Regions from separate parts of the Homo sapiens genome. Here region 2 is linked to region 1. A link is an interaction called in ENCODE POLR2A ChIA-PET data of the cell type or tissue named here. Cell type or tissue: Caco-2. All regions are shown on one strand. Links, peaks and the distances in the headings refer to the core of each region. The heading gives the core; the rest is flanking DNA. Region 1 holds the start of LOC102724193 (a long non-coding RNA gene). Region 2 overlaps GPSM1 (G protein signaling modulator 1).

Evidence for each region. Peaks named below come from ENCODE experiments on the same cell type or tissue, not always from the same donor. Only the 100,000 strongest peaks of a DNase experiment are listed, where the experiment ranks them.
Region 2: POLR2A ChIA-PET joins it to region 1 with 5 read pairs; 2 of 35 experiments call an interaction of 5 or more read pairs at or near these places.

The regions. Positions count from the first base shown.
Region 1 is chr9:136,644,679-136,660,253 of GRCh38, forward strand. LNCEGFL7OS (lncRNA EGFL7 opposite strand) reads right to left here. Exons shown (of 2, transcript NR_135132.1): 2 at 3,932-4,387. It overlaps LOC102724193 (a long non-coding RNA gene), which reads left to right and starts at 2,006. Exons shown (of 4, transcript XR_930443.3): 1 at 2,006-2,866; 2 at 4,020-4,401; 3 at 8,718-8,840; 4 at 9,016-9,418. It also overlaps a transcript of EGFL7 not described here. RefSeq lists a cis regulatory region at 1-2,354, silencers at 32-161, 1,322-1,371, 1,982-2,171 and enhancers at 985-1,682, 1,683-2,379, 10,424-11,048. In Caco-2, for the core only: no CTCF peak of the experiment used is centred there; DNase peaks (open chromatin) are centred at 10,843 and 13,863.
Region 2 is chr9:136,347,489-136,363,063 of GRCh38, forward strand. GPSM1 (G protein signaling modulator 1) reads left to right here. Exons shown (of 14, transcript NM_001145638.3): 10 at 1,209-1,279; 11 at 2,099-2,275; 12 at 8,202-8,358; 13 at 8,854-9,062; 14 at 10,526-12,113. The coding sequence ends at 10,732. DNLZ (DNL-type zinc finger) reads right to left here. Exons shown (of 3, transcript NM_001080849.3): 2 at 15,501-15,575; 3 at 11,995-14,692. The coding sequence ends at 14,524. Among named protein-coding and RNA genes, the nearest start is that of DNLZ, 8.5 kb to the right of the region's middle. RefSeq lists an enhancer at 5,229-5,523. In Caco-2, for the core only: no CTCF peak of the experiment used is centred there; a DNase peak (open chromatin) is centred at 7,312.

The sequences.
Region 1 (15,575 bases), core at 6,995-14,994:
CAGCCGCCGCCCCATCTGCCGGCTGCGGGTCGTTGGGGGGGCCCCATGCCAACGGCCACGGAGGCCAAGGACCCCCGGAACCCCTCGGCCTTTGTCCCAGGAGAGGCTCCTCACACCCTCGGTGCCAGGGCCCTGGGAGCCCGTGAGACCAGGGTTCTCCCTGCTCAGACTCTTCCTGTGGCCTGGAGGGGACAGTGGGGGTGACAGGCACTGACCACCAGGCAGGCAGCAGCCAGGCAGAGCCTGGGGTGTGAGGACACAGAGGTGACCAGGTGCTGAGCCCCTCCCTGATGAGCTCAGCACGGAGGTGGGAGCCCCTGACCCTTTCCCAGGGCTCTGAGTCAGCCTTGGAGAGTGTGGCGTTGAGCCTGGCCAGAGGTCAGCAGATGGCGGGCGGCTGGCGCTGGGGCCCCGGCTCTGCAGAAGGGTCAGGCCCCAGCACACCCGGGCATTTCCTGTGCAGCCCCAGATGGGTGAGGTCAGCTGAGAAGGGGAGAGGCCACAGGGGACTTCCTCTATCCTCTCAAATTAGCGGAGGCAGGGCCCCGGGCCGGGCCAGGGCCTAGGGCGGACGTGCTCTGGATATGGCAGCCTCTCCTCTCCCACCCCCCAAGGAAGCGCCACTCAGCTACAGCCCCAGCCCCAGTTGATGGGTGGGAAACTGAGGCACAGCCAGATCCACAGATGACAATGGGCCCGGTCGGCGACTGCAGGTGGCCCTGCGCTCTCTGGCCTGCAGGTCACAGGCTCCAGCCACGGCCAACAGAAAAAGACTCTCACGGCCTGGCTCACCCACTGTCAGTCAGGGACGCAAAGGTCCCTCTCACAGCAGGGCCACGACCTGAATCTAGCCACTGGGCTCAGGATGCCTCCCCGGGAGGCAAGCGAGAGCCCTGTCACCACGGAACAGGTTAGAGGGGCACAAGCCTCTGTGGGCCTCTCCCACGCCCCCCACCCCCCACCCCCCGTGCTTCTGCAGAAGTGGGGGCCTGCAGGGGCTCTGGTGCCTTCCCACAGCAGGTGTCATCAGGGCAGGAACACAGTCCCCACCGCCTACCCATGGGTTTCACGTGCTGGGGGCAGTCATCACCCCAACCTCAAGAAGCCAAGAGGACTGGATGTGGCCCCAGCACCCCACCAGCAGCCATGTCCTCCCAGGGAGGGAGCATGACTTACGCCTGGGGCAGAATAGGCTGCAGGGCCTGCTGGGAAGCCGTTCCCGGACCCCAGCTCAGTCCTCCGGCAGATTCACTCAGAGGAAGGTAGCACTGGTGACCTGGCCGGTGCTAGGCCCCCAAGCCCGCCCGCCAGCGTTCTTCAAGTCTGCACGTCCGAGGGCGGGAGGGAGCATGGACCCTGTCAGCCCCACCCTGACTGGGGTGGCCCCATATCCACCAGAGGGCAGCTGGGCCCAGTCCGGGCCATCCCCTTCGGGAGCCAGCACAGCAGGAGGGCCCCTTGTCAGCCAGAGCCTGGGTGGACGGCAGAGCCCCCGGGGCCGCCTCTGGACTGAGTTTGTGCCTCACCTAGCTGGGGCCTGACCTCGAGAGGTCACTGTTGCCCTGGGCCTCAGTTTCCCCATCCAACAGGTGGGGAGAGCGTTAGCACCCACATCACGGCGGCCCCACAGATCAGTGCAGCGTGAAGTACTCAGCTAACCCTCCAGACCCCGGAGGCTGGGCCTCCCACCCCGCTGCCCCTGACCCATCCTGCACATCTGCCCCCACCTGGCTCCGCTCGCTCCCCTTGCTCCCCTCAGCCTCCCGTCCCGCTGGGTGGGGGCCTCCAGCGCCTCCGCCTCCGCCTCCGGGCTTCCAGGCAGGAAGGCGGCGGAGAGGAGCGTTTCCGCGCAGGCTGCTGTGCTGGGAGTGCAGCCTGTGATAAGGACACACATGGCCGGCTGCACGTCCGCCTTTTGTCCCTGGCTCCCGCCAGCCCTTCCTGCTCCGGCCTGCAGGGTGGGGACTATGGGCCCGGCTGCAGCCCTCCCCCGACCCCCACCTCCACTCTGCCCCTGGCTCCACAGCCCCTGGGGTCCTGGCTGCCCTGGGGGAGTTTGAGGCCCCCAGTAGCAGCTACGGCTGGGGCCCCGGACAAACTGGGGGTGTAGGAGCTCTAGGAAATCAACCCCAGGGAGGCTGCTACGGCTAAACAGAAGCATCAGCCCCAACCCAGCAGGGCCAGATGTTCTGCTCTCCCTCCCCCAGTTTCGGCTGCCGGGAGGGTCCCCACCGAGAGTCCCCCCCGACTCCTGCACAGGCCTAGCCACAGGCTCCCTCCCGGGCTGGACCGACCACTCTCCTGCTTGAGGTCCCAGAGAGGCGCTGGCCTGGCCCGGCCCATGTGCCCCACAAACACCCCTGGCTGCTCCTCCGGCATCTGTCTTAAAGTGCCAGCCCAGCGTGAGCCCCGCATCAGCTACCGAGAGGTATCCATCCTTACCCCCGACTGCCCATGGTGCCTACGCGGCAACCTCACAACCGGTCTGCTGAGCTGGGTGGAGGAGAGGTTCCACCCACCCCAGAAGGAGTCCACTCCCATCCCCTAAACTCCAGGAGCTGCCCTTGGCTGAGGAAGGACTGCAGAGGGCACGGGGCAGGCTGAGCCCAGGGTGGCAGGGGCTGCATGGTGCCCGGGATGCCTGGCAGGAGAGAGACCCGCAGCCCAGAAGGCTTCCTCTCCAGGACTGGGGGCCCCTCAGTGCTCACACTTCCCACTAACTGCCAGCATCCCCTACAACATGGCCCACGTCTCAAGGGATTGGAAGGAGCCCCCGCAGAGGCCATCGGCACGGACTAGAATGCAACCCAGTGGGGCATCCACCGATGTGGTCAAACGCTCAGCCAAGATGGTGGGAAGCGTTCAGGTCTGAGGCATTTCTTCTTTTTCTTGAATAACACCTTTATGGCTGGCCACGGTGGCTCATGCCTGTCATCCCAGCACTGTGGGAGGCCGAGGCGGGCAGATCACCTGAGGTCAGGAGTTTGAGACCAGCCTGGCCAACATGGTGAAATGCTGTCTCTACTACAAATACAAAAATTAGCTGGGTGTGGTGGCGGGCGCCTGTAATCCCAGCTACTAGGGAGACTGAGGCAGGAGAATTGCTTGAGCCCAGGAGGCAGAGGTTGCAGTGAGCTGAGATCGTGCCACTGCATTCCAGCCTGGGAGACAGAGTGAGACTCCACCTTGAAAATAAAATAAAAATAACAGCTTTATTAAGAAATCATTTATATACCATACAATTCACCCATTTAAAATGTACAATTCAGTCCGGGCTCGGTGGCTCATGCCTGTAATCCCAGCACTTTGGGAGGCTGAGGCGGGTGGATCACCAGGTCAGGAGTTTGAGACCAGCCTGGCCAATATGGTGAAACCCTGTCTCTACTAAAAATACAAAAATTAGTCGGGCGTGGTGTTGGGCACCTGTAATTCCAGCTACTCGGGAGGCTGAGGCAGGAGAATCACTTGAACCTGGGAAGCAGAGGTTGCAGTGAGTTGAGATCGCGCCACTGCACTCCAGGCTGGGCGACAGAGGGAGATTCTGTCTCAAATAAATAAAATAAAATAAAATAAATAATAATAATAAGCGGGCGCAGTGGCTCACGCCTGTAATCCCAGCACTTTGGGAGGCCGAGGCAGACGAATCACCTGAGGTTGGGAGTTCAAGGCCATCCTGACCAACATACAGAAACCCCATCTCTACTAAAAATACAAAATTGAATGGGCGTGGTGGTGCATGCCTGTAATCCCAGCTGCTCGGGAGGCTGAGGCAGGAGAATCACTTGAACCCGGGAGGTAGAGATTGTGGTGAGCTGAGATTGCACCATTTCACTCCAGCCTGGGCGAAAAGAGTGAAACTCCGTCTCGAAAAAAAACAGAAAGAAAGAAAAAAAAGAAAATAGTAATAATAATAATAAAACGTACAATTCAGTGGGTTTGAGTAATAATTACATCATTAATTCTTTAAAATTATCAAATTATACATAACATAATTTGCCATTTTTTCCATTTTTTTCCAGACAGAAGTAACTTCTAAAACATTGCTAGGGAAACGCTCTGACATCTTCCGTAGAGGTGAAAAAGCACAGGTCTGACTCAGGTAGCTGCGAGTTCAAGTTCAGCCGCAGGCTCTTCCCCAAGGTGCTGGTCTTCGCAGGAACCCCTTGCAGGCAGCTGCAAAGAGCAGCACGGCGCGCACACACAGGGTCCGGCTGGCGTCTGGCCAGAGCAAGGGAACAGTAAGTGTGTCCTGGAGGCGCTCGCCATGCACTCACACGCCATCTGTGGATTCGGAAGTGACCTCCCCCTCGGTTGATGAGGGTTCTCTGCGTCTGGAGAACACAGGACGTCCACAGGAAAGTTCTCCCTCCTGCACTCCCGGCTGGCTCTGAAAATTATGAAGTAAGTTGAATGCTCTGAGGGCTTAATTCCATCTGCCCAACTTTTACATAAAACAAGGAAGTTGAGCCCAGTTTAGGGGAAGAATGTACAGAGCACCAGGAGGCAGGGTCTCCTCTGAAGTCTTTTTTTGGACCGAATCTCACTCTGGCCCAGGCTGGAGTGGAATGGCATGATCTCGGCTCACTGCAGCCTCCACCTTCCGAGCTGAAGCAATTCTTGTGCCTCAGCCTCCTGAGGAGCTGGAATGACAGGCATGCGCTACCATGCCCGGCTAATTTTTATATTTCTAGTAGAGATGGGGTTTCACCATGTTGGCCAGGGTGGTCTCGAACTCCTGACCTCAGGTGATCCACCCACCTCAGCCTCCCAAAGTGCTGGGATTACAGGCGTGAGCCACTGCGCCCGGCCTCTCCTCTGAAGTCTTATTGCCTACGTTTTTTTTTTTTTTTTAACAATTAGGCATTGTATTTTATATTCTTTTCTTTCCCTAGTGCACTGACTACTTATTTTATTTATTTTTTTGTTATTGTTGTTGTTTTTTAAGACAGAGTCCCACTCTGTTTCCCAGGCTGGAGTGCAGTGGGGCAATCTCGGCTCACTGCAACCTCTGCCTCCCAGGTTCAAGTAATTCTCCTGCCTCAGCCTCACAAGCAGCTGGGATTACAGGTGCCTGCCACCAAGCCCGGCTAATTTTTGTATTTTTAGTAGAGACGGGGTTTTGCCATGTTGGTCAGGCTGGTCTTGAACTCCTGACCTCAAGGGATCTGCCCACCTTGGCCTCCCAAAGTGCTGGGATTACAGGCGTGAGCCACCACGCCCTGCCTGTTTGTTTTTTAATTGACAAACGTGGTACATATTTATGGTACATGGCACGTTATGGTCTATGTGGACATTCGGGAACAGCTACGTCGAGCCAGTTCATACCTACATCACCTCCCGTGCTTACCTTTGTGGTGATGAGAAAGACTCTCTCGGAAATTTTCAAGAGCACAGTGCCTTTATTCACTCAAGTCGCTGGGTGTCCCATAGATCTTGGCACCGACTCCTCAACTGAAACTTTGTGTCCCATAGATCTTGCACTGACTCCTCAACTGAAACTTTGTGTCCCATAGATATTGCACCCACTCCTCAACTGAAACTTTGTGGCCTTCCGCCAACATCTGGCCACCCCGCCCCGCCCACCCCTGGGAGCAACTGCCCCACTTTCTGCTTCTAAGCTCCACTATTTCACACTCCACATATGAGTGAGAGCATGTGGGATTTGTCTTTCTGTGCCTGGCCTATTTTACTTAAGATTGTGACCTTAGGCCAGGCGCAGTGGCTCACGCCTTTAATCCCAGCACTTTGGGAGGCCGAGGCAGGAGGATCACCTAAGGTCAGGAGTTTGAGACCGGCCTAGCCAACATGGTGAAACCCCATCTGTACTTAAAAAAGTACTAAAAAATTAGCCGGGTGTGGTGGCGGGCCCCTGTAGTCCCAGCTGCTCAGGAGGCTGAGGCAGGAGAATTGCTTGAACCGGGAGGCAGAGGCTGCAGTGAGCCGAGATTGTACCACTGCACTCCAGCCTGGGCGACAGAGTGAGACTCTGGCTCAAAAAAAAAAGATTGTGACCTCCAAGTTCACACATGTGATCACAAGTGACAGGTCTCCTTGCTGAAGGGTGAACAGTGCCCCGCTGTGTGTATCCGCCACACTTATTCATCCATGCATGCACTAACTTTGTTTCTTGGCTATTATGAACAGCGTGCGACGCCCGTGGCCTGCAGCTATCTCTTAGACACATCGATTTCATTTCCGTTAGGTCTATACCCAGAAGAGGGATTGCTGGGTTACATGCAATGTTTAATGTTTTGAGGAACCTCCACACTGCTGTGCCACTTTAGCCATTTTTAGGTGTCCCTCAGGGGAATTCTATTCACAATAGGGTGCGATCACCACCACTATCTATGTCCAAAACTTGTTCATGCTCCCAGAGTGAAACTCCACGCACCTCAGGTGTGTGTCCCCGTTCTCTCCTCCTGCGGTCCTTGGTAACCACTAAGCTGCTTCCTGTCTCTATGGCCCTGCCCGCTGTGGACATCTCTTGTCAATGGAATCACTCAGGGCTCGTCCATGCCGCAGCTCCTGCCAGGGTGTCATTCCATTTTTTTTTTTTTTTTTTTTTTTTGAGATGGAGTCTTGCTCTGTCGCCCAGGCTGGAGCACAGTGGCGTGATCTCGGCTCACTGCAACCTCCACCTCCCGGGTTCAAGCAATTCTCATGCCTCAGCCTCCCAGGTAGCTGGGATTACAGGTGCGAGCCACCATGCCCAGCTAATTTTTGTATTTTTAGTAAAGACAGGGTTTCACCATGTAGGTCAGGCTGGTCTTGAACTGCTGACCTCAGGAGATCCGCCCGCCTCGGCCTCCCAAAGTGCTGGGATTACAGGTGTGAGCCACCGCGCCTGGCCTAGTGTTAATTTTTTTTTTTTGAGACGGAGTCTCGCTCTGTCGCCCAGGCTGGAGTGTAGTGGCGCAATCTCAGCTCACTGCAACCTCTGCCTCCGGAGTTCAAGCGATTCTCCTGGCTCAGCCTGCTGAGTAGCTGGGACTAAAAGCGCGCACCACCACACCCGGCTAATTTTTGTATTTTTAGTAAAGACGGGGTTTCACCATGTTGGCCAGGCTGGTCTCAAACTTCTGACCTAAACTGATCCTCCTGCCTCAGCCTCCCAAAGTGCTGGGATTACAGACGTGAGCCACCACCCCGGGCCTCATTCCTTTTTTTTTTTTTTTAATTTTTTTTTCCCCTTTTTAAATATTTGAGACAGGGTTTTGCCAAGTTGCACAGGCTAGTTTTGAACTCCTGAGCTCAAACAATCCACCATTCTTGGCCTCCCAGAGTGCTGGGATTACAGATGTGAGCCACCGCCCCTGGCCAGAGCTTCATTCCTCTTTACGGCTCAGCAGTGTCTCACTGTACGGATGGGCCTTGGCTTGTCAATGCACTCATCCGTGGATGCGCATCCGGGTCTATCCACCTCTCGGCTCCTGTGAGCACAACGCTGTGTGTACATTGCGCGTCTGTTTGAATCCCTGCTCTAGGGGAATGTACCTAGCGTGGAGTTTTGGAGACTGTGGTAATCCTATGTTGAGTCTTGTGAGAAGTGGAGGGACCCTTTCTTTGTTTGTTATTATTTTTAAATTTTTTTCCAAACTCTCTTCTCTCTGAAATTAAAATGTGTTCATATAAACTGTGGCCCTGGAGTTGGGCGTGGTGGCGTGTGCCTGTTATCCCAGCTACTCGAGAGGCTGAGGCAGAGAATCACTTGAACCACAGAGGCGGAAGTTGCAGTGAGCTGAGATTGCGCCGCCGCACTCCAGCCTGGGTGACAGAGTGAGACCCTGTATCAAAAAATAAATAAATAGGCCGGGTGCGGTGGCTCACACCTGTAATCCCAGCACTTTGGGAGGCCGAGGCAGACAGATCACGAGGTCAGGAGATCAAGACCATCCTGGCTAACACAGTGAAACCCTGTCTCTACTAAAAATTTAAAAAATTAGCCAGGTGTGGTGGCGGGTGCCTGTAGTCCCAGCTACGTGGGAGGCTGAGGCAGGAGAATGGCGTGAACCCAGGAGGCAGAGCTTGCAGTGAGCTGAGATCGTGCCACTGCACTCCAGCCTGGGCGACAGAGCCAGACTCCATCTCTAAATGAATGAATGAATGAATGAATGAACCATGGCCCACTCAGACTGTGGACTCCTACGAAGCAGTACTGAGTCACAGACACACACAGCACTGACCAACCCTAACCCATCACGGCCACGCGCAGTGGCTCACACCTATAATCCCAGCACTTTGGGAGGCCAAGGCAAGCGGATCACCTGAGGTCAGGAGATCGAGACTGTCCTGACCAACATGGTGAAACCCCATCTCTACTAAAATTAGCCGGGCATGGTGGTGTACACCTGTAATCCCAGCTACTCAGAAGGCTGAGGCAGGAGAATCGCTTGAACCAGGGAAGCGGAGGTTGCAATGAGCTAGGATTGTGCCACTGCACTCCAGCCTGGGCTACAGAGTAAGACTCTGTCTCAAAAAAAAAAGAAAAGCCATCGTGCTGGGCACAGGGCACTGGCCACTTGGCTTCCACAACACAAATCTCCCAGGAGCAGCAGAGAGCACGTCGGGGCTGCCAGGGGTCAGGCAGAGTGTGAGGGGCTTCGGAGGGGTGGGAAACATCCTATCCATCCTTGGCGGTGACGATTACACGGGGGTGCTCATTTGCCCAAATGCATTAAACTGTCCACGTAAAGAGGGTGCCTCTCGGACGATTTTAGGGCAGAGACGTCCGTGCCTGATACTGTCCTGGCAGCCACGTGCCCTCATACACTTGCCCAGACCCTGAATGTGCTACACGGAGTGACCCCAATTACACCGTGGGCCCCGGGTGACTGCGACATGTGAGTGCAGGTTCACCCACGTCACAGACGAACCGCTCCGGTGCAGGGGGAGCTGCGCACGTCGGGGCGGGGGCTGTGGCGTGGGACCTCTGTACCTTCTCTCAATTTGGCTGTAAGCCTACAACTGCCCTAAAATAAAGTCTCTTTATTTATTTTTTTATTTATTTTTACGCAGCTCTCTTTTCCTTAAAATAAAGGCTCTAAAATTGTGTGATTCCACCTCCCTGAGGCTAAGCGAAAGAGCCGCGTCTGCCCCTGTCCTTCCCGGGGGCTGGCAGGGAGTGGGTGCCCGGCGGTGACTCAGCCCTGCAGCCTCCCAGCCCTTCCCCGTATGCGGGCAGGTGATGCGGACGCCTCCGACCCTCGTGGGGTTTGTGGAGAGCGTTGATCAGCGCTGCCGTCAGAACAGGACCTGTGCGAGGCCTCGCAGATGCCGGGAGCCGGGCGGTGCTCTCGGTGCTTCTCATCAAATCCACTGGCTCTTCGAGAGGAAGCACATGTCACAGCCCAGCTCAAACAAGAAGCAAGAAAATCACTCTTCATTTTGGAATTGTAAAATAAAGTAGAAATTATCCTCAGGCTAGAGTGACCTTCCCGTCCTGCCCCAGCCACCCCCCACCTCCCAGCACCTGCCGGTAACAGCCCTGCACACAGCCCCGAGACCCTCCGCCAAACCCAGCCCACCACCCCCGGGAGGGCTGTGGAAGAGGCTAGAGAGCGCATCCCCTCTGGCTCCTGGGGTGGAGGCCTGCTGTGGGTTGGCTGGAATCAGCCCCCCTCCCCCGTGTCCTGGGCCCCTGCAGCCCTGCGAGGCGGACACCTAGCCACCCCTCATCCCAGGGAAGCCAGGGCCAGGGAAGGGCCCAGGAGGGGAGGGTTCGCCCTTCCTGCTGGATGTCGTTCCTTTAAAAATCCCTGCCGCTGGCCGGGCGTGGTGGCTCACGCCTGGAATCCCAGCACTTTGGGAGGCCGAGGCGGGCGGATCACGAGGTCAGGAGATCGAGACCATCCTGGCTAACACAGTGAAACCCCGTCTCTACTAAAAATACAAAAAATTAGCCGGGTGTGGTGGGGGGTGCCTGTAGTCCCAGCTACTCGGGAGGCTGAGGCAGGAGAATGGCGTGAACCCGGGGGGCGGAGCTTGCAGTGAGCCAAGATCGCACCACCGCGCTCCAGCCTGGGAGACAGAGAGAGACTCCGTCACAAAAAAAAAAAAAAAAAAAAAAATCCCTGCTGCTGGAGTGGTTGGGGGAGCCGGCTGGGGGTGCAGACTGTGGTGCCACTGTGGCCGCCGCCATCATTGTCACCATCATCAGCATCACCATCATCAGCTGCCATCCCTGAACCCTCAGGCTTTGCTGGTGGCTGGGAGGGAGGCCGAGGCTGGCATGGCCTGCTGCCCTGACCTGCTTCCTGAACGCTCCGGCCACCCAGGCCTGCGTGGAGTAGGGTCCACGGGCAGACAGATGGGCAGGCCCCTTAGGCAGAGCAGCCCTCCCCATCCCGGCAGTGTGGGGGTCTGCCGGGCAGCCTGAGAGAGGAGTTTCCAGTCATTGCCCAGGCAGGGGTGGCTCAGGAAGCTGCAGTCCCCCCCAAGAGGCCTGATGGTGCTGGGCGGGTTTGCAGCATCCCGGCTGAGAGTCCAGTTGGTGTCACCTGGGCCAGGATGGTGGCCAGTGGCAGCAGCAAGGATATAGGCATGGGGGTGTCCTGCCTGATGCAGAGTCATGGCCAGGGCCTGGGGAGGGACCTGCCCCGTGTCCCCTCCCTGCCTGGGGAAGGGCCCGGACCACCTTCACACAGTCACCCTAGGGCACTAGTGGGGAGTGAAGGAGCCGCCCCCCAGAGCAGGACAGGGAGCTGGTGTGGAGACATGCAGGACAGGGCGCTAGGATGCAGGGGTGCAGGGTGCTGGTGTGGAGAGATGCAGGACAGGGTGCTGGGGTGGAGACTGCAAGGTGCTAAGGTGGGGACGCACACCTGGCAGGGCTGGAGGGAGCACGGGCTGGTGGCAGCCTTGCCTCTCAGGCTGCTCCGGGCCAGGGTGACTTGGGAAAGCCAGGCTCGAGAGGTGAGGCGTTGCCTGGGGTCACACGGCTGGCAGGAATGGCCAGGGCTGGCTGCAGGGGCCCGCACTGCCCTCCCGCCTCCACCAGAACCCGCTATGTTTATTCAGGGACGTGAGGGGGTGCCCAGGTCCAGCAGGTGTTAAGCCGAGCAAAGCCTGCAGCCCCAACGAGACAGCCACGGGAGCTCGGCACCCTCAGTCCCCCAGACAGGGCTCTTCCCCTCTTTGGGCCTCAGTTTACCCATAGGTGAAAGGAGGGCACAGTTAGATGGTCCCTAAGGCCCCAGGGACCCAGGCCAGCCTTGCCCTCCCCCCAGCCCCAGCAGTAGGGCATCTGAGCCTTTCATCAGGAAAAGGAGACTAAATTTATGCCTCAGGCCCCCTCTGCGCTTGGCGGGGCAGAGGTCAGGCTTCCGGCAGCCCCCACCCCTTGACGCAGTTCCCCTTCCCCTCTGGGGGGCTCTGGGGGGGCTCTATTGTTCTCGAGGGCTGGTTCCCAATCTCCCCGAACACTCACTTCCTGTTTCCTGGCTGAGAGGAAACAGAGATTCCTGACCAGGCAGATGCCTTTTTTTCCCTTTCTCTCTTTACATTTTTTAAGGGTATTAAATAATAGTGATAATATGACGGCAGCCTTGGTGCTGAGGAGTGTGGACTCGGGGACTGGAGGAAGCCCAGGGCCACCTGCATGGGGCTCTGTTGACCCTCCTTCGAGAATCTGCTGGAAGCTATGGACCCCTCCTCCCTCCCCACCAGGGAAGGGCCCAGGCATAAACTGTGTGCACTGTGACTGGGAACAGGGAGACCCCGGCACCCTCCCCAGGACTCCCAAGACCCTCCACGCCCTGATCTGACACGTGGGGAAACTGAGGCAGACAAGCTTTCAGGGCACCTATGGTCCCTGACCCTACCGGAGCTCTATGACAACCCCGCAAGAGAGACAGGGATGAAGCCTCCAGGGAGGGACCCTCACACCCTTCCCAGAAGCCCACAGACCCCAGACACACGGGCATCCCCAGGGGAGGGGCCCCCCACCACTGTGCCTTGCGGAGACTGGGGTCCCTGTGGCTCTGGGTTCCAGTCCAGCCCTGCCGGGGAAGGCCCTGGGAGCTTGAGCAGCCACTCCCATGGGGCCTCAGTTTCCTCATCTGTAGATGGGGTCAGATCATTGCCTCCACTTCGCAGGGCCAGGGCAACGGCCCCAGGAGGAGACACCCGAACGCAGCACCTGCTCACAGGCGTACACCGTCTCTCCCGCTATTTTCTCCCCTAAAAGCTTGGAGCGCCTGGTCCCCAGCTCTCCCCACACGGGCAGGCGGGGAGAGGACAGGGCGGCCCCCAGATCTCCCCAGGCGGGCAGGTGGGGAGAGGACAGGGCGGCTCCAGCTGGGGGCCGGGCTGCTGAACTGCCGCCACCTCAACTGGCTGCCCCACAGGCCCTGAGCTCTCGGGAACTTCTCCTTCCGTCGCGGGAGATGAAGTGCTTTTTCCTCTTGACGTTAACGGCTGCCCCATCTGTCGGGCCTGGGCAAATCACAGCCCACCGAGTGGGACTTCTGTGCCATGTACTGGCGCCAGGCGTGAGGGCAGCCTCAGGGGGCCGGCAAGTCCCCCTTCCTCAGCCCCATGGGAACCTCAGCAGGGGTGGGAAGCAGTCTCCAGGGCCTGCAGGAGCGGGATCCCAGAAGCTGGACACTGGGACCAGCCCCGTTCGTGGCGCTGAGGACCCCGAAGGGACACGCGAGGCCCTGGCAGCTGCATTGGGTGGGGACTCTGAACTCACTCGAGGGTCACATGACCCTCCTTCAAGAATCTGCTGGAAGCTACGGACCCCTCCTTCCTCCCTCCTGGGAAGGACCCAGGCACAAACTGTCTGCCCCATGACTGGGAACTGGAGACCCCGGGACCCTCCCCAGGGCTCCGAAGACCCTCCATGCCCTGGTCTGACACGAGGGGAAACTGAGGCAGAGAAGCCTTCAGGGCACCCATGGTCCCTGACTCTACTGGAGCTCTATGACAACCCCGCAAGAGAGACAGGGATGAAGCCTCCAGGGAGGGACCCCCCACACCCTTCCCAGAAGCCCACAGACCCCAGAAGCACAGGCATCCCCAGGGGAGGGGTGCCCCACACACTAGGGGCTCCATCTGGGGCTCACGCTGCTCCACAAGGCTTTCTCAAGTCAGACCACCAGTGCCCACCTCGTGAGCTGCCAGGCAGCACCCAGTGTCCATCTGGGGACCCCTCTCCCAGGCTCACTCCACAGTGGAGGCCTCTTCTCTCTCCTCCCCTCCAGACTCCCTGGGTGCTGCTGGGGACATCCACGGAGCCTGCAGCACACAGCCCCCTGAGCCCACACTGCGCTCTCACCCCAGCCAGGTGTCTCCCCTGTGAAGCAAGTCTCTCCCTAGGGACGGATTCTGCCGTTTAAAAAATAAGATTTTCTTCACCTTCCTACATGAACAAAAATAACAATACAGCAATACCACTGCAAAATCATCAGAATGGCTAAAATGAAAAAGACAGACAACAGCAAGTGCTGACAAGGGTGTGGGGCGGCCAAATGCTCCTGCACTGCTGGCAGGGGACCTGAGAACTGCAGGGCATTCCCTGGCTTCCTGCCCCTCCTGGGACTGGGGACCCCCCAGGGACAGCCTAAGGGAACTGCATTTATCTTCACGTCTGCCAAAAGATAACACGAAGATGTTCAAAGCTAAGCCCCCAGGCTGGTAAGAGCTCCAAGGCACCAGCAGTGTGTGCAGAACTGGGGGGAGTCTGTTCTCCCAGGGATGCTCCCATCACCTGCTGCCAGCAGTGGGGCATGCCGGTCCCCTGGGGTGTGGCCAAGGGGCTGTGTCTCCTGCCCGGGCTGCCGGCCCCTCTCAGGTTCACTTTCCCATCTCTAAGCCCACGTCTCGCTGCAGTTCAAGTTTGCCAGGCCACCAACGGGTGACACGCCCGGCGCAGTGGGGGACTCCGCACTTTCTGCGCACCTGCTCCAAGTCACCTCTTCCAGGTCCGGGTCCCTGCCCTGTGGAGCGCGCACCCGGGCAGGGGCATGGAGCACCGGCAGGACTGGACTTTGTGCTGAGTGTGGTGGCGCCTTAGGAGGAGGTCACACAACCCGATGTGTCCCTCCGCGAAACTCCCTGAGCACTGGGTGTGAAGGGCAGCGGCGCCCAGCAAGGCCGAGGAGGGGCGACTGTTATCCAGGCAGGAAGCGGGGTGGACCGGACCAGGGTAGGGGCAATGTCAGGAGAAGGGGACACTCAGATGCAAAGCCGGTGGGGACCTGCCAAGAAGCCAGCCCACAAGGCCATGGACTCCTCCACGCCATCAGCTGGAGCAGTGGGCAGCCCCAGGAAGGGAGACGGGAGCGGCCAGGGGAAGGGCGAGGGGTCCCCCGGGCGACCCCCGAGGCTCAGGCGCCCGGACTCCAGTCCTGGGCCTCCGTTTTCCACCCTTGAACAAGCGGCTTCCACCTGTGAGCCAGCTGCCTCCTCTGAAAATGGAAGCCCCTCAACTCAGAGGGTGTCGCTCTGGGACGTGGGTCAGGGGCCGGAGCAGGCAGGGAGAGGTGAGAGGAAAGGCTGGGGACCCTCACTTCTCCCTGCCCAAACCCTCGCTCGGGAGCAGACGGCTCCTCTGCCCGCAGGCACCCCTGCCTGGCAGCTCCCTCCAGCCCCCGTCGGGTCCGGGACGTCCTCTGATGGGAAGGTTCCACCACATCCGTGGCTGACAGAGCCAGCCCGTCCGAGGCCGGGGGGCGCTCGGGGTAAACAGGAAGCCCCATCCCTCCCGCACTCTGCTTCACTCCCTCCTCCTGCACCTCCTGCAGCCCGGCTCCCGCGGCCGCGCCTGGTGCCCCTCTGTCTCGCGCCACCTGAGATGCCCAGGCTGGCCTCTGCCAGGGGCTTAGTCTGCCCTCTCCTGGGGCTTCAGAGGCCAAAAGCACCCTGGTGAGGGGTCCGGGAGGCCCGGGAGGGCCCGGGGGGCTCTGCCAGGCCCCTCCACGCCTCTCTGCCCAGCCAGCACGCTCTGGGAAGGTAAGGCAGCCCTTCCCCTTATAACTAACCTCAGAACATTCCCAGGTGGCTGGAAGGCCACTGGACAACATGGCCCTGCTGACAAGAGAGACAATGGGGAAACTGAGGCCTGTGTGGGGCACAAAGCTGGGACCAGAGCTCCAGCTTCCTGCCCCTGCCGGGCCTCCACCTCTGACACCACCCCAGGCAGGGTGAAGCCCTGGGCTCCAGACCTTCCAGTGCCCAGATGAGGACAGGCGCAGGCCTTGGGGTGGCCACACTCTCCCACCAGGTCTCCCCCTCTGTGCTGGGCCCCTGAGGTGAGGGGAGGAGGCCAGGCGTGGGGCCCGGCCTGGCTTCTGTGGGGCTGGAGCCTGGGCAGGAGGCACTGCTGACTCCCAAAATGATTCCCTGCTGAAGGTCTGTGCCATGATCCCAAACACACACCACCAGAGCGGCCAGGGCAGGGAAGGGGGCACCTCCAAGGACCGGAGGGTGAGGGAGGGGCCCGCCTGCCCCTTGCTGAGCCCCTGGGCCTTGGGCACAGAGTGTGCTCCACCCATACCAGAACCCGGGGGCAGCCCCAACCCCCTGGACCCCCAGTACCCTCTGGCGTCCAAGAACCCATGTCTGTCCCCTGCCAA
Region 2 (15,575 bases), core at 4,057-12,056, 300 kb before region 1:
CTGGAGATGTGCCAGGCGTAGGGACAGCAGAGACAGGGTCCTCAGTGTCAGCCTCGTTCCGCCGTCGTCCCCTCTGCCTAGAACGTTCTGCTGCCCTTTCCACAGTGGCTGTGCCCCTGTCCGTCCCGCCGCCTCCTCAGGGAAGCGCCCGCAGACCCTGGCTCTCAGCCACAGCATCGGGCCCTTCCCACAGGGCTTCCTGCCTGGTTGAGGACATTCCCCACTTCCCGGATTCCATCCCATTTTTTCCGTTCGCCAACTGATTTCTGATCTGCCAGGTCTGTCGTGCCCTGGATACAGGCTCCTGAGAGTGCTCAGGGAGCGGCTGGGCTGAGGTAGGGCCCACTCTCCCAAACTCCCAAATCCTTTCGGGCCCCGCAGGGCTGAGCGACACCCGTCTCTGCCAGGGCTGTGTTGGGACAGGGCTGAGTGACACCCGTCTCTGCCAGGGCCGTGTTGGGACTGAGGCTTGAAGGTGGGCCTGGCTGTGGGGCTTCCCAGGGGCCCGGGACAGGCACTGGTGGCTCCGCTGAGTCTGCAGCTGGCCAGTGTTGGGTCAGGCAGCTGTGCCCCACCACCCCACTGCGGCTAGAGGGGATGGGGGTCCCTTGGGTGGAGACACGGCCAGTAGGGTGAGCCCCGGGCCAGGAGGGATGGACAGGAGCCCGGGGAAGGTCCCACGGCAGAGCTGGTCTGGGGGATTCATCTGAGGCCTTTGCGTCCCCGACCCTGGCCTGGGCTGCCCGCAGTGAGCTGGGAGTGGACCCACAGGCCCGCCCCACCTGCCTCCGGGGCACAGCATGATGCACCCTCAGGAGGGGGGATTGGGTGGCCTCACAGAGGTGACCAGGGGCCACAGGAAGGGTGATCCAGGCAGAGGGAACAGCAGGACTGACGGGGGAGGCCCTGTGTGCGGCAGGGGAGAGGCCTGTCCAGAGCCGGGCCCTTCCAGCACAGGGAGCCAAAGCCAGACCCCACCTGGCCCCAGCCAGGACGCGCTCTGTCTCGACACCTGTCCCCTTTGACTCTGACAGTACAGTCGGGGAGACGCAGAGGACACTCAGACATGGCGCTCGCCTCCACAAGGGGGGCTGGCTGTCAGAAAGCCATGGCCGGGCTGGTCCTTGGCCCCCCAGAGACTCTGGCCTGGCCCACCCAATGCGAGGTGCCAGGGTGGTGCTGGGCTGACCGGGTCCCTCTGTCTTCAGGGGCCAGACCCAAGAGGACGCAGAGGCTGAGCGCGGAGACCTGGGACCTGCTGAGACTCCCCCTGGAGCGGGTGAGCCAGGGACACGGGACCGATGTCAGCACAGCCGCTGCCAGAGCATGGGCAGCGGGGTTAATGAGGCAGAGCCACCGCCACCCACCTCAGCCCCTGTCTGCTGGGAGATAAATGTGCCCTCCTCGGCCTGATGCCCTGCATGGCCCATCTGCCACCTGCTCACCCATGTCCCTCAGCGTCTGGCCAGCTGTGCCCCAGGCGAGGCATGGTCCTCACACATTTCAGGCCCCCATACTCCACCCAGCTGCTATGCCACCACACCCTCGGGAGCCCACAGACAGGGGCACCCACTCCTGCCTGCTCCCTGCCCTCTCGGACTCTGACCCAAAGTGGGCACAGCTGCTGCAGGTGCAGACACTGGCTGGGGTTCAGCAGACCCACACAGACAGATTCGGGGGCTGCCTGGCGTAGGGCCCTGGGCTGGCCCTGTGCCTGTCGGCAGTGGGTGCTGTGTGGCCTGGGCCAGCAGCCTGATCTCTCTGAGCCTCTGGTTCCTCTGGTGTGGCCTGTGTTCAGTTGTGGATGGCCGTCAGGGTTCTGCTGTGGGGACGAGACCCAAGGACGCCCACAGTCACTGTCATTGCTGGTATAAGCCGGCTGACATTTGCGGGGGCCACTGGCCCTCAAACACCCCACCCTGCCTCTCCCGGCCCCAGCCAAGGGCCCACAGCCCCAGTCCTCTCCTCCTCTCTGGGTACTGGGCACCTACGGCGTGCATCCATGAAATGGAGGCGGCCTGGCCTTCCCTTCAGGGTCCTGGGATGGGGACATTGGTTCACAATTGCCCAGGCCACGCACAGCCTTACCCCTCCCCAGGAGCAGAATGGAGACAGCCACCATTCAGGGGACTGGCGGGGGCCCAGCAGGGACTCGCTACCCCTCCCCGTGAGGAGCAGGAAGTACCAGGAAGGCCCGGACGCTGAGAGGAGGCCCCGGGAGGGCAGCCACTCCCCGCTGGACAGCGCCGACGTCCGGGTGCACGTGCCACGCACGGTAGGCGTCTTTGACGGCAGATCCAGGCCGAGAGGGAGGAGAGCTTGGCAACTGCGCCCCAACTCCACTGCCAGCCAACGGGGCCAGGTCAGGCCCGGGCACTCCGGGGAGGCAGGGGTCCCTCCCCGGTGCACCTGGTGCAGTGCTGTCCTGGGACCCCGGTGGGGGCTCTGGGCAGGGCTCAGTGTTTAGCATTGTGGTCGCACCTGGCCTCAGAGGCCCCGGCCACCGAGGAGCCTCCTGGGGACTCTAGGCTGGGCTCTTCTGCATGGAACGCCCCGCCTCTCTTTGGGCCTCAGTTTCCATCTTGTTCACCAGTTGGGGGCTGGCTCTTCCCAGCCTTCAGGTGGCCTCTCTCTCTGACTCCAGCCCCCACCCTCCTTTGTTGGGACCCTCCAGACCCATCCGCTAGTCACAGGAGCGTGTCCCTGAAAGGAACTGGCTGCCTTCACTGTGAGAGCCGGGCTGCACAGATCCCCTGATGGGGTGCCCCTTCCTGAGGTGGCTCTTGGAGGCTCTGGCCAGTGAGGTCAAGCCTGTGTATCCTACCAGGGCCCTGGAGGGGTGGACGAGGCCAACACAGTCCCTGGGGGAATCCTGGGATCTCTGACACCTGGCGGGGGTCCCTGAGCAGAGGGGCCTGAGGGGCACCCAAGGGGTGGGTGGGAAGCCCCTAAGCCACACCCATGGTCAGGCCCTGGTGTGGAAGCACCTGCAGCTCCAGCTGGGCCAAGGTACTGGGGCCTCTCCTTGTGGGTGCAGGGGCCGGGGCAGGACCGATGGTGAGTGGGGTCATGGAGGGGATGCAGCTGGGTGGCCTGTGCATGGCTGCAGAGCCCCTGGTGAGGGGACAGCAAGGGGCTAGGTCCACTCAGGGTTCCTCCTGGTCAGGGGCTGGGAGGCCCCACCCTGCCCTACCCCACCTGGGCTCAAGGTCACGAGTGGAGCAGAGGGTCACAGCCCAGCAAGCAGCAGCAGCGCAGCCTGGGCGCCACCCGGGTCCTCAGGGCTAGCCAGGAGCCCCCCGCGTTGCTGTGGCACACAGAGGTGGCGGGAGGGGTGGGGCAGTTGCAGTGACTGCCAAGTGTATGGGTGGACGGACGGGGGACAGACAGACTGGTGGTCAGACTCGGGGTTGGTGGGGGGACAGGTGACAGGCCGGGCCTGTGCCTGGCAGGTGTCAGCTGTGCCAGGGCCACCCCAGCCACGGGAGAGCTGGTTGGTGTTCAGGGGCACCGATGGGCCGAGTCCGGGTTCGGAGGTCAGCCTGGAGCTCCCCCGAGCAGGACGGCTGGGTCCAAACCACTAGAAATAGTCTGAAATTGTTCTTCCGTGGGCACCAACCTGCAGAGGGGTGTGGGTGCTGGGCTGGGATTCGCAGCCCCCCGAGGCTGCCCAAGCCCATCCTTCCCACCAGCAGGGCACAGCCTACCTTCCCCTCATTCAGCCCCAGCACTGCCCAACCATCTGGGCTAGGTCCATCCGTCCACTGATGGGAGAGGTGTGGAGGGAAGGGCACCCAGGGAGCACCTGGTCAGGCCTTCCCGGGGGTCCCGGTGATCCCCCAGCCTCCCTGGGCCTGGAGGGAGGAGCAGGACTGGGACCCAGACACCTGCCCTGTCCACAGCTGGCCCTGCCCTGTCCACAGCTGGGTCTGCCCTGTCCACAGCTGGCTCTGCCCATCACATCTGGGCCGCCAAGGAAGGAGTGGGAGGCTGGCAGCATGTGTGGGACAGACCAGTCAGCCGGCCTCAGGGGCTGATGGCTTTCTAGAAAGCACAGCCTCTGAGGGCTTCCAGGCTTCACGTCACCCCAACAAACTGCCCTGGGTCTGGGCCAGCAGGGCAAGGGGACACAGTTCCAAGTGTCCAGCTGCCTGGCCCAGCACTCTGGAGGCCTTGGCCAGGGCCCCAGGGAGCCCCCACCTGCTGCGGGCCCTGCTCCCCTGGCCCCTGCAACCACCGCGGGGCAGGACGCCTGGGACAGCCAAGATCCTGGCCCCAGACAAACGGGGTTCCCAGGGTCTGTGAGGACGTGGCAGGGCCTCTTGGCTTTCTGCTGACCTGAACCCCACTGGCCTTACCGAGGTCAGAACCTTGGGTACCTCCGAGTAAGGACCGTCTGCACCCTGGTGGCAGCCTGTATGGGGACTGCAGCGAGGGTGGGTGGGGGATACATCCCTGGGGCGTCAGTGGCCGGGTGGGCCCCCTTCCCCCTCTGCTGGGGTCCTCAGGGAAGGGCTTTCAGCTCTCAGTTGGGGTCCTCATCTGCAAAGTGCAGCTGATACCAATACTGCGCCGTTGCTGTTGGTGACACCAATACTGCGCCGTTGCTGTTGGTGACACCAATGCTGCGCCGTTGCTGTTGGTGACACCAATGCTGCGCCGTTGCTGTTGGTGACACCAATGCTGCGCCGTTGCTGTTGGTGACACCGATGCTGCGCCGTTGCTGTTGGTGACACCGATGCTGCGCCGTTGCTGTTGGTGACACCGATGCTGCGCCGTTGCTGTTGGTGACACCGATGCTGCGCCGTTGCTGTTGGTGACACCGATGCTGCGCCGTTGCTGTTGGTGACCAACCAGCCCCTGCCCCTCCCCACCCTGTGCCCAGACAGTGCAGGGGCCTTGCAGCCAGCACATTCGGGGCTTTGGGATCTGAGGCGGTGTGGCTGGGTGTGGTCTGGGGGTCCAGAGAACTCATTCTGGGGTGGAGGGTAGGGGACAGGGCAGGGTTGGCCTCAGAGGCTGGAGACAGTGTAGGTCCAACCAGGAATGAGACAGAGAGGCAGCAACCAGAGGCTTGAGTTGAGCTGGCCGGGAGGCCCTTGAGCCAGGGCACTGGGGAGCCACCGAGGGCTGTGGGACAGGAAGGGCCGTCCCGGACAGAGGAGTCCAGATGAGGACAGCAACCCGCCCAGGTCCTCTGCGCCTGCCTCCGTAGTCAGGCTGAATAAAGAGGTGGCTTTCCCCACCTGGCCCAGCTCTGGAGGGAGGCCCAGGGGCCCAGGTGTCAGCGGGAAAAGGGCTCTTCGGCAGGCTGTCTGCCCACACAGCCCTCCAGTGTGCCCGCCCACAGGCACGGGGAGGGGGAGGTTCACTGCTGCACTTGCTGGGGGAGTGTTTACGGAGTGCGCCTGTGTGTGAGTGCGAGCCCACGTGCGTGTGTGTGAGCCTGTGTGTGTGCACGCACTCAAGTGAGCAGGGGCGGGCGCTAGGAGGGCCGAGCCCTTGCCCAGGGTCCTATTTAAGCCTCAGGCATCCCAGCATTGAGGCAGCACTTGGCACTTTGGGCAGGGCGGTGGTGGCCCTGGGCACCTTGTGTCCTGCCTGCGCTCTGTGTGGCCAAGCACCCAGCGTGGCTCCCTGCTGCTGTGGAGACAGCCTGTGATCCGCGTGAGTCTGGGGTCCCTGGGGTCCTAACAGGTGGAGGCTGAGGGAGCACACGGGCCTCTGTGAAGCCGGGTGGGGTGGTCTTGGGCCGGGTGCATTCCCCTCCTCCGCAGGAGAAACTGGGCTTGTGCCAAAGCAAGAGAGACTAGAGTCAGACTGCAGGAGGGACTCTGAGGCCTCCGGGAAGGAGGGAGCCAGGGCTTGGGGCAAGGGAGAGGTTAGAGCAGGGAGGCGGAACCCCGAGTCCCACTGGATATGTTCTACTGGGACATAAATGCAGGGGAAGGTGGCCTTGGGGCCCAGGGTCCTGCTTCTGAGGGGCTCCAGGAGCCCCAAACTATCCAGAGCCTTTCCCCGTACCAGGCACTGAGCCACGGTTTTGCACCTGCAGTCGTGGGCCCCTGCCCCCATGTGAGGGAGGCATCAGCCCCTCAACAGCTGGCCCCAGCCTCAGGGAAGGGGAGGGCTGCCCGACATAGGACCCTGAGAGGGGCTCTGCCATGGGGCCTGGGACATGGCCCCTGACGGGTCCTGCCTTTCCCAGGAGGGACCTTGCTCAGTCCACCTGGGCCCCGGGTCACCTGGGGGAGTCCAGATTGGGCCAGAGGCAGAGGCCCCCCGCGGCTGTGCCCTAGGTCATCATAGCCCAGGAGCCAGTTCCTTTTAGACCAGGAGGCCACATCCTCCTGGGGAGGTACCTGTGTGGCCCCAACTGGCACTCAGGCTGGCAACCCCAGTGCCACCCTCTGCCTGGACCTGCAGCTCCCAGAGCCCTGGCCCAAGTGGATGTGGCCCTCCCCACAGACTGGGCCAATTCTCCCCTCCCTCCTGGCTGGGGAATCCGGGGGAGTGGGGGTGTTGCCTTAGGCCTGAGCCAGGCTGCAGGAGGAGAGCCCTGCGGGGAGAAGGGGGTGCTAGAACTCTCCCTCCTCAGGTCTGCCTCAGGGACAGGAGGTACCTCAGGCTTCCGTGACAGCTGGGGACTGACTCCAGGGGCCAGAGCCAGGTGGGGTCTCTCCTAAAACAGGGCTGTCCACAGGGCCCTCGGCTCAGCTCAAGGGTCTGAATCCCAGCTCTTTTTTGCTCCAGCATGACCTTGGGTAGGTCACACATGTCTCTAGGCCCCACTCTCCTGTGCCCTGGGCCGAGTCCAGCAGAAAACTGGAAGCAGGACGGGAGCCCTAGTCCTGGGCTGTGGGGGTCAGGTGTCGGGAATTCCAGTTGTCTGTCAGACAGCTGTCCGTCTCCTGGGCTGTGGGGGTCAGGTATTGGGAATTCCAGGCAGCATCGGGGACCCGGGAGGTGCCATCTCCACCAACATTGCGTCTCTTGTTAACTCGTTCAGCTGTGAGCCCAGCATTTGCAGACCTGGAAGAGGCCACCAGCCGTGAGATGGACAGGCTGGGGCCGGGCAGGGGCTGCCAGCGCCGGTCGGGAGGTGGACGGGGCTTGGAACCATCACAAACACCCTTCAGCCCTGGGGCCCGGACCAGGCCCTGTGAGGCTGGGTCACGGGGTGGACCTGCTTCAGCTGGGCCCCTTGGGGGGCCACAGGAGACCACGCCCTCCAGCCTCCCTTGTTTGGGTGTGTGGACTGAGGCCCAGGGCGGGGTTCATTCCTTCGAGTTCATTCACACAGCAGACACCGGTGAGGGCTGTGTAGGGCATGGACACAGGGAGCTCATGGCAGGGCTGACACAGGGTGTGGTGGGCACAGGGACAGGAGGCACGGGAGGCTTCCCGGGATGTCTGGGAAGTGTTCCAGGCCAAGGCTGGGGAGGCTGGCCCAGGGCAGGTGACGGACAGAGGCCTGGACTGGGGTAGCACCCATGAGAGGGGAGAAGTCCGGGGCAGTCGGCGGGTGCCGAGGGTGAGTGACACGTCCTGGGGGAGGGGTAGCCGGGTGCCGAGGGTGGATGACACATCCTGGGAGAGGGGTAGCCGGGTGCCGAGGGTGGTGACACGTCCTGGGGTAGGGGTAGCCGGGTGCTGAGGGTGGGTGACACGTCCTGGGGGAGGGGTAGCCGGGTGCCGAGGGTGGGTGACACGTCCTGGGGGAGGGGTAGCCGGGTGCCGAGGGTGGGTGACACGTCCTGGGGGAGGGGTAGCCGGGTGCCGAGGGTGGGTGACACGTCCTGGGGGAGGGGTAGCCGGGTGCCGAGGGTGGGTGACACGTCCTGGGGGAGGGGTAGCCGGGTGCCGAGGGTGGGTGACACGTCCTGGGGGAGGGGTAGCCGGGTGCCGAGGGTGGGTGACACGTCCTGGGGGAGGGGTAGCCGGGTGCCGAGGGTGGGTGACACGTCCTGGGGGAGGGGTAGCCGGGTGCCGAGGGTGGGTGACACGTCCTGGGGGAGGGGTAGCCGGGTGCCGAGGGTGGGTGACACGTTCTGGGGGAGGGGTAGCCGACAGGGGGCAGGTTAGAGTCCCGATCTTGGCCAGGGTCTCAGAAGTGTGTGTGGCCTGGGCAAGCAGCCCCCGGTCTCGTCTGGGGGTCTGCGGGGCTAGCTTTGGCTGCGGTGACCCCACTCCCTCCCCAGAGCATCCCGAGGGCCCCGTCTTCGGACGAGGAGTGCTTCTTTGACCTGTTGACCAAGTTCCAGAGCAGCCGCATGGACGACCAGCGTTGTCCCCTGGACGATGGCCAGGCCGGGGCTGCCGAGGCCACGGCCGCCCCCACCCTGGAGGACAGGATCGGTGAGTGCCCCCCTCAGCCGGGCCCTCCCTTGGGCTTGTCTGCAGGGGCCAGGACCAGGGCTCCCGTCCTGCTTCCAGTGAGGAGTTTTCGGGGGCAGACCAGCAGGCCAGCTGCAGAGCACCCTGTCACTGAGGGCGCCCTCCGCAGCCCCCACAGAGCAGCATCCCGGGAAGCGTGTCATCAGCCCGCCCTCCGGGACACACTCAGGCTGCAGGGGCAGTCTCAGGGAGGGGGCAGGGCGTGGGGGACTGGCGTTCTCCTCCTGTCTCCTCCTGTCACCCCCTGGAAGCCCCTGAGGTGGGCGTGGGAGCCACAGCAGGGGGAGCAGCTGAGAGCTGCCTAGGCCGGTCAGCGGAGACTCCCCCAGGAGCCATGGCCCCAGCAGCACAGTGGGCTGGGCTGGGCTCAGAGGTCAGAGCTCACTGTGGCCGCAGCCCGAGCCTCGGGCTTGACCCCGCACTGGGTCCCAGGTCTCACCCTCTGGCCCCCCGCAGCCCAGCCCTCGATGACGGCCTCGCCCCAGACCGAGGAATTCTTCGACCTCATCGCCAGCTCCCAGAGCCGCCGGCTGGACGACCAGCGGGCCAGCGTGGGCAGCCTGCCGGGGCTGCGAATCACCCACAGCAATGCAGGGCACCTCCGAGGCCACGGCGAGCCCCAGGAGCCGGGGGACGACTTCTTCAACATGCTCATCAAGTACCAGGTGGGCTGCGGCCCTGGGCGGGCGTGGCTCGCGGCCCCTTTGCCATCCACGTGTGTGGAGGCAACTTGTGTCCTGAGGGGTGAGGTGGGCGCTGGTTCTGCCATCTCCGGTCATGTTTGAGGGACTCCTGGGGGACTCAGCCAGTGTCACCACATGACCAGGGGTGTCTGAGCCTGAAGCCCTACTCCTGGGAACCCCGGGCTGCTGGAGACACCAGAGACCCCCCCTGGCAACCCCAGGACACTCCCAGGCTGTGCCACCCCCCTGCCATGCAGGAACTCGGGGTGGGGGCTGGGGGGTCACAGGTCCTGGAGCTCATGGCCTCAGGGATTCCCCACCAGCCCTCCACACCCGGCAGGGAAAACACGGGCCAGATAGCACCCCCAGAGTGGGGAGGGCAGGGGGATCCAGGGCTGCCAGCTGGCTGGTGGGACAAAAACAGGGACCATCCAGGGACCACACAGTGGACGGCATGGGCGGAGGGTCCAGCCCCAGAGGGCAGAGCCAGGGCCGGGGCTCCAGCCTGGCAGCCACGCCAGGAATGACCTCCTCATCTGTGTGGGGGTGAGCCAGGTAGGGTGGCCGGAGTGGAGACTGCTGAGCCAACTGCTATCCCAACTAGGACCTCAAACTCTGGGGGTCTCGCCATCCCTGTGGGGTGCAGCCATTGCTGGGAAGGGGTTCAGGGTCCGTAGACTTGGGAACAGGCTGGGGGTGGAGGCCGCTTGGCCCACCACGAACCAAGCCAGCACGTTTCCAGGTCTGCCGTCCTCCCCACAGCAGAGAGGAAACCTCGGCCCGGGGCCAGGCGTCCGACCAGCCACCTCCAAACCAGCCCCACCCAAGAGGCCCAGAGTCCCCCATCCACACGCATGCCTGCGCCAGCTCCCGTCCCTCCTGCTCCAGGCGCTTCAGAGAAGCCCAGACAACCCCTTGGCCCCCTGGCCTGCACACTGGAGCAGGCGAGGCCCACGGGGTCAGCCACCTGACACAAGGGGAAGCCCTGGGGGGCGCCACACTTCGGGCTCTGGAAGCTGAGACCTCAGGCCTGCCAGGGTCAGTCCCAGGCTGTGCTGGTTTCCAGGGCTGGGCAGAGGGACGGCCACGCATGCCCGTCCCTGGGGATCAGCAGATGTGGGGAGCAGGCATCCAACGCCGCCCTAGCCACTGTCTCCTGGGCCTGGCACACCCATGCCCAGTGGGAATCGCTGGACCTGCTTTTCCTGGGCGGGCCTGCCCTGGGCTCCTGCGGGTTGGTGGCGGGGCCACCAGAAGACTGCGCTCAGGGCCCGGGCTCCCAGCACAAGACCCCAGAGCGAGGCAGGCCCCAGAACCAATTTCCTGGGTGGACAGGGGGAAGCCCGTGAACAGTGCACGCTGGCCTCTGGAACCACCGCTGCTGACCAGCCCCGGACCACTGGGGCTGGGGGGGTGAGGCCGCCAACTGCACTGTGTCCACCCAGTCCTCCAGGATCGATGACCAGCGCTGCCCGCCACCTGACGTACTGCCCCGGGGCCCTACCATGCCGGACGAGGACTTCTTCAGCCTCATTCAGAGGGTGCAGGCTAAGCGCATGGACGAGCAGCGGGTGGACCTCGCCGGGGGCCCGGAGCAGGGGGCAGGCGGCCCGCCCGAGCCCCAGCAGCAGTGCCAGCCTGGTGCGAGCTAAGGCCCTGTGCCCACCGCCAGGCCCACCCTGCCCCCACTCCTGGACGCCGGTCTCACAGTCACAGCCACGTCCTCCCGAGGCCATTGCCGAGGACAGGCACTGGGCATGCAGCCCCACGGCCTCCCCGACCCAGGGCGACAGGCTCAGGCCAAGCTGCCCGTGGTGGGAGGGCGTGCTTCCATCCCGGGCTGGCCCCCATGGCCCTCAGCTTCCTCCCTTCTGCCCCTGCCGCAGGCCGGACGGGGCCTTCGGCATGTCGGCCCCGACCTGGTGCTGTCAGACTCCCGCATCCTCTCCCCCAAGCCCTTCCCGTTCTGCCCTGCCCTGCCAAATGTGAAACCCTGCTGTCTCCCCCACCCTCCCCAAAGGTGTCTCTGAGCCGCCTCTTGGGGCCACCAAGGACAGGGCCATGTTCTGTCCCCCCAGAGCTGGTCTTGGGATGGCCGTGTGACAGGCATGCTCCACCCCTCCAGCTTCGTCCTGGGGCAGGGCTCCCTCCAAGCCTGTCTCCCCACTCCCCGGCCAGAGGTCAGCAACCACAGAAGGCCCCCCAGACCACGCATGGCAGACCAGGCTGCAGTGGCAGCCCTGAGGTGCCCCCCGCCGAGTCCCAGGGCCCTGCAGGGGCCTCGACAGGAGCCGGGCCTATCTCTAAAGCAGAGGGAATGGCTGGGCATGAACTTCGACATTCCAAAACCCCAAGCCAGGAAAAAGGGCAGGGCCTGGTCCTAGGGATGCTTACTGGCAGCAAGAGCAGTGCCCAGTCAGGGTGGGAGGTAGCACCAGGCTCTGTGACCCTCACCCAAGTGGGGGGGTGGTCAGTGGAAGCTGGGGAGGCTTCACTCAGCTCAACCCTGCAGACCCCCCATATGAGAACCCCCCTCCTCCCACCAGCTGGGGGAGATGACATCACTGCTCTCTCCATGGGGAGGGGGCTCACAGGGCACCAAGTTCGGGATCCTAGGACTGGCAGGACCTGCTGGAGCCTGAGATGGGCCCCAGGGGCCTGAGGTTGCCTCCTCCTGTCCAGACCCAGCCTTGGCACCTCCCAAGACTGCCAAGGGCCCTACCATGGCCCCACAGCCCCCAGGGCTGGCAGTTCCATCTAGGAGGGTGCCTCTAGGCCCCACTCTCAGGCTAGGATGGAGAGGCAGATCTGGGCCTGGTGAGGTGACCTGCTTCTGGAGGGGCAGGGCCGCACCCGAGAGCAGGGACAGGTGCCCGAACACAGGGTCTCCAGGACGTAGCGCCCCCCCGCATACTTGAATGTATGTGCGTATTTATTGCTCACGTCTGTGCCATGTTGTCAATGGGTCCTTTCCAACCCAAGAGGTACATTTGTTTTTCTGTTTTTCCTGAAAAATAAAGTCGGCCAAGTGAGTGTGGTCCGTATGGGCTTAGTCCCGGGTGGGGGCCTAACCCGGTAAGAGGCTGCACTGTGCAAAGTGTCCACAGATACCCACTGTCTGGGCCCTCTGAGACCTCAGAGAGATGGAGTTCCCACTGCATTTAACCACGGGGGAGCTGGGGCACAGAGGGGTGAAGTGGCTGCCTGCTGTCACCACTGATTCCTGCACCCCTACCTCCTCACGCTCCCAGCCCCTAGGGAAACAGAGCATGCTCTGAGCTGACACTCACGTGGCCGGGACCAGCCCCCAGAAGCAGCAGCCCCCAGGTCAGCCCCACGACCCCCTGAGGACCCAGCCTGCTGCCGCCCACCCAGCACCCGGGGGAGGGAGGTCCTTTCCTGGAGTCTGATCCGGCTGGGCTCAGGGTCTGGACACTGAGCCACAGTGGAGGAGCCGACGGCAGATCTGCAGTCTTGGGGCTTGTCTGGGCGCTGCTTGTGGTGGGTGGCACCCCCACGGGGCCCCCGTCAGGGGACACACAGGTGCGCCGGGCAGTCCTGCTGCCCCTCGCCACAGCCCACCTGGCCATGTTGGCAGCCACAGCCTCTGTGCTGGTTGACTCCGTTGCCTCCTCCACCCCAGAAGGGGCCTTGGGAACCAGAATCAACGTGTACTCCAGGTCCAGGGTCCCAGCCAGCTTGCGTGTGGTGGTACACGCACACAGGGTCCAAGTAACCGTGCAGGGCCCAGGACCGCGCACAGCCAGGGAAGCGCAGCAGTGCCGCCCACGCTACTGGCTGGGACAGCCTCTGAAGGTGCGGCCGAGGAACCTGCTTGGAGAGACGCTGTGACGAGGGATGCCCAGGCCAGCAACCGTGCCCGGGAGGCAGGGATGTCCTGGGGCGGGGGGGTGTAGAGTGGCAGGAGATTAGGATGGCAAAGCCCCTTGCAGAAACCTGGCTGTGGGATTGGGGCTGCGGGGAGGGAAGGGCGGAGGGAGACAGGGTCCAGGGGGCCTCAGGCAGGAGCTGGCGGGATGCTTCTGGCACGCGGGGGGTAGCCATAGGTCTTCTCTAGGAACGTGCCAGCCTTGGGAAGGATTTCCCTCCAGGGCCAGCCTGGGCCCAGAGGTGCTGGCATCAGACAGAAAAGACATGGTAACGTCCACATCCCAACTACCAGCCGCCATCTCCCCATCCGTAAGAGGAGGGGTTGGCCCAAGCGGCTCTCCTTGCTCTAATTCTGCACTTCCAGGTCCAGACGGCTCCCTGGACCTCCCCACATGCTGGTCCAGGCCCTCTGGAGGCAGTGAGGCAGCCAAGCCAAGCCCAGCCCCACTGCACTTCCAAGCCCCCAAGAGACCCCCAGCCAGTGCCTCCATGGAGGAGCAGGCCTGGGTGCCGGTGGCTCAGCCGAGAAGAGGACAGTTTCCACAAATGGCACAGAAGGCTCTGGGTGGGAATAATAGAGGGTTGTTGGCTGAAAGAAGGACAGGGGGTAATCGAGGCAAAGCCCACGCCACAAGCACACTGGGAACGATGCCGCCGCGCCCCGGCCTCCCACGGGCCGGATGTGAGCTGGCAGTCCTGGCCGTGTCCCGCTGGGAGGGGCCGCACTGGGTCCCTGTCGTGCTCAGTCCTGCCTCCACCTCCCACCTCGCCCCATTCTCTTCCCTGCCGGAGTGTGGCGGGTGATGAATGCTGAAGGTTACGCTGCCCAGAACGCTTCTGCAAATAAACAGGCTGCTGTGTTTGCTCGCTTTCATAAACACGGGAACATCCTGCGCACAGACAAGGCTGGGAGACAAACCCCACACACCTCGGAGGGCCCTGGGGACGTCCAGAGCGCTGTCCACCGAGGGAAGGAGGCCCAGGTGGCTCCCCCGGGAGGGGTCTGGAGCTCCTAACACACGGCCACGCCATAGCTGCTCGTCCTGCCTGGGCCAGCAGGCAGCCTGGTTTGCTCACTGTTTCGCCGACGGCCGGCGGCCGAGGACCAGGGCTCAGGTCTGCACTGGCTCACGGAAGGGAGGCCGCCAGAGCTGGCCAGGGGGGCGGCAAGGGCCTTGCAGAGGAAGGCTGAGGCTCACAGGGGTGGTGACCTGCTCAAAGTCACGCAGCGACAGCCAGGAAGGGCTCTGACGCCACATCCAGCCCCCTTTCCACGCGACTGTGGCCTCTGTGGGCAAGAGCTGGGTGACTCTGTGTAGAAGGAACTGTGGTGAGGCGAGAGGTCCTGCGGCTCCTATGTCCCACCCAGCAGCACCAGGGATTCAGAGCAATCGTTCTAACTCCAGAAAAAGAAAGGCCACGAGGGCCACAGGCCCCAGCATCTGGAAGTAATGTCTGTTTATTGATAGAAAACAGGCCACGTCCAGAGAGGCCCAGGGCCAAAACCTCCTTCTGGAAGGCCGAAGTCCCACAGTGCCGGGGAGCGCAGGAGTCAGCTCGGCTCCGTCTTGCCAGGGCTGGGGGGACCCTCATCCTCACCCGCTTCCGGAGCTGCAGTGGATGTGGGGGCCCCTGCAGCCTCCAGAACCAGTTCCAGGGCCCCCTCGCCCGCCACACGGTGCACCTGCTCGCCTCTGGCCGTCAGGATCTCTTCGATATTTCTGGGGGGCAGGGAGGCAACATGGCTCTTCAGGGCCCCCCAGCCGCCCTGCACTTCAGTCCCCTCAGGGCGCCCCATGGCCAGGCCAGAGCTGCAAGCACCAGGCCCAGCACTCCTGTGGCATCAGGCCACACGGGCACTTCAGACGCTGGCCTGTGTGCCCTCACCAGCCCTGTGTCTCTGCCGGTATGCGCCGCCTCAGGAACCCAGTCTCCTGCTCCTGCCCCCTATGTGCCAGAGGGAAGAATCTGCAGCCCCGGGTCTGATGGGAGGACAGTCCCAGCTCCAAGGGCCAGGTACCACCAAGCACCTGGCATGCTGGTCTCAGACCTGCTGTCGCTGTTACTGTCCTGCCCAGGACCTCCCGGCCAGGCAAGGCCCGGACCAGGCTCCCGGCACCACCTCCACTGCTCTCCCAGCAGCCAGGGCCCAGGCCACACCTCCTGGTCCACACCCCAAGCCTTGCTGTGGGCCAGCCACCCCAAGATGGCAGAGGGCAAAAAAGTTCCACGCTAGAGAGGGACAAGGCTGCCAGTGATGGCAGAGGGCAGGCAGAGGCAGGGAGGCAGGGCCACAGGGCTGGCAAAATTTAACAAATAAAAACGCACCCCCTACTTGGGGCATACTTAAACTCAAAAGCTATCTGGGCTTTATAGGAAATTCTCATTTAACTGTGTGTCTTGTATTGATAAGGTGGCTGGATTTCCCAGGTGAGATCTATAAACCTCAACACTAGGGCAAGGTTCCCCCAGGGAGGCCAGGGTACTTCTGGGTGGCCTTCTGGCCCAGCCCTGGGGTACAGGCCTCACCTCTTCCCATTCAGGTCCGAGAACCAGCCCAGGTTGTCAGCGATGATATGGTGGTTCTGGCAGCCGGGGCAGGTC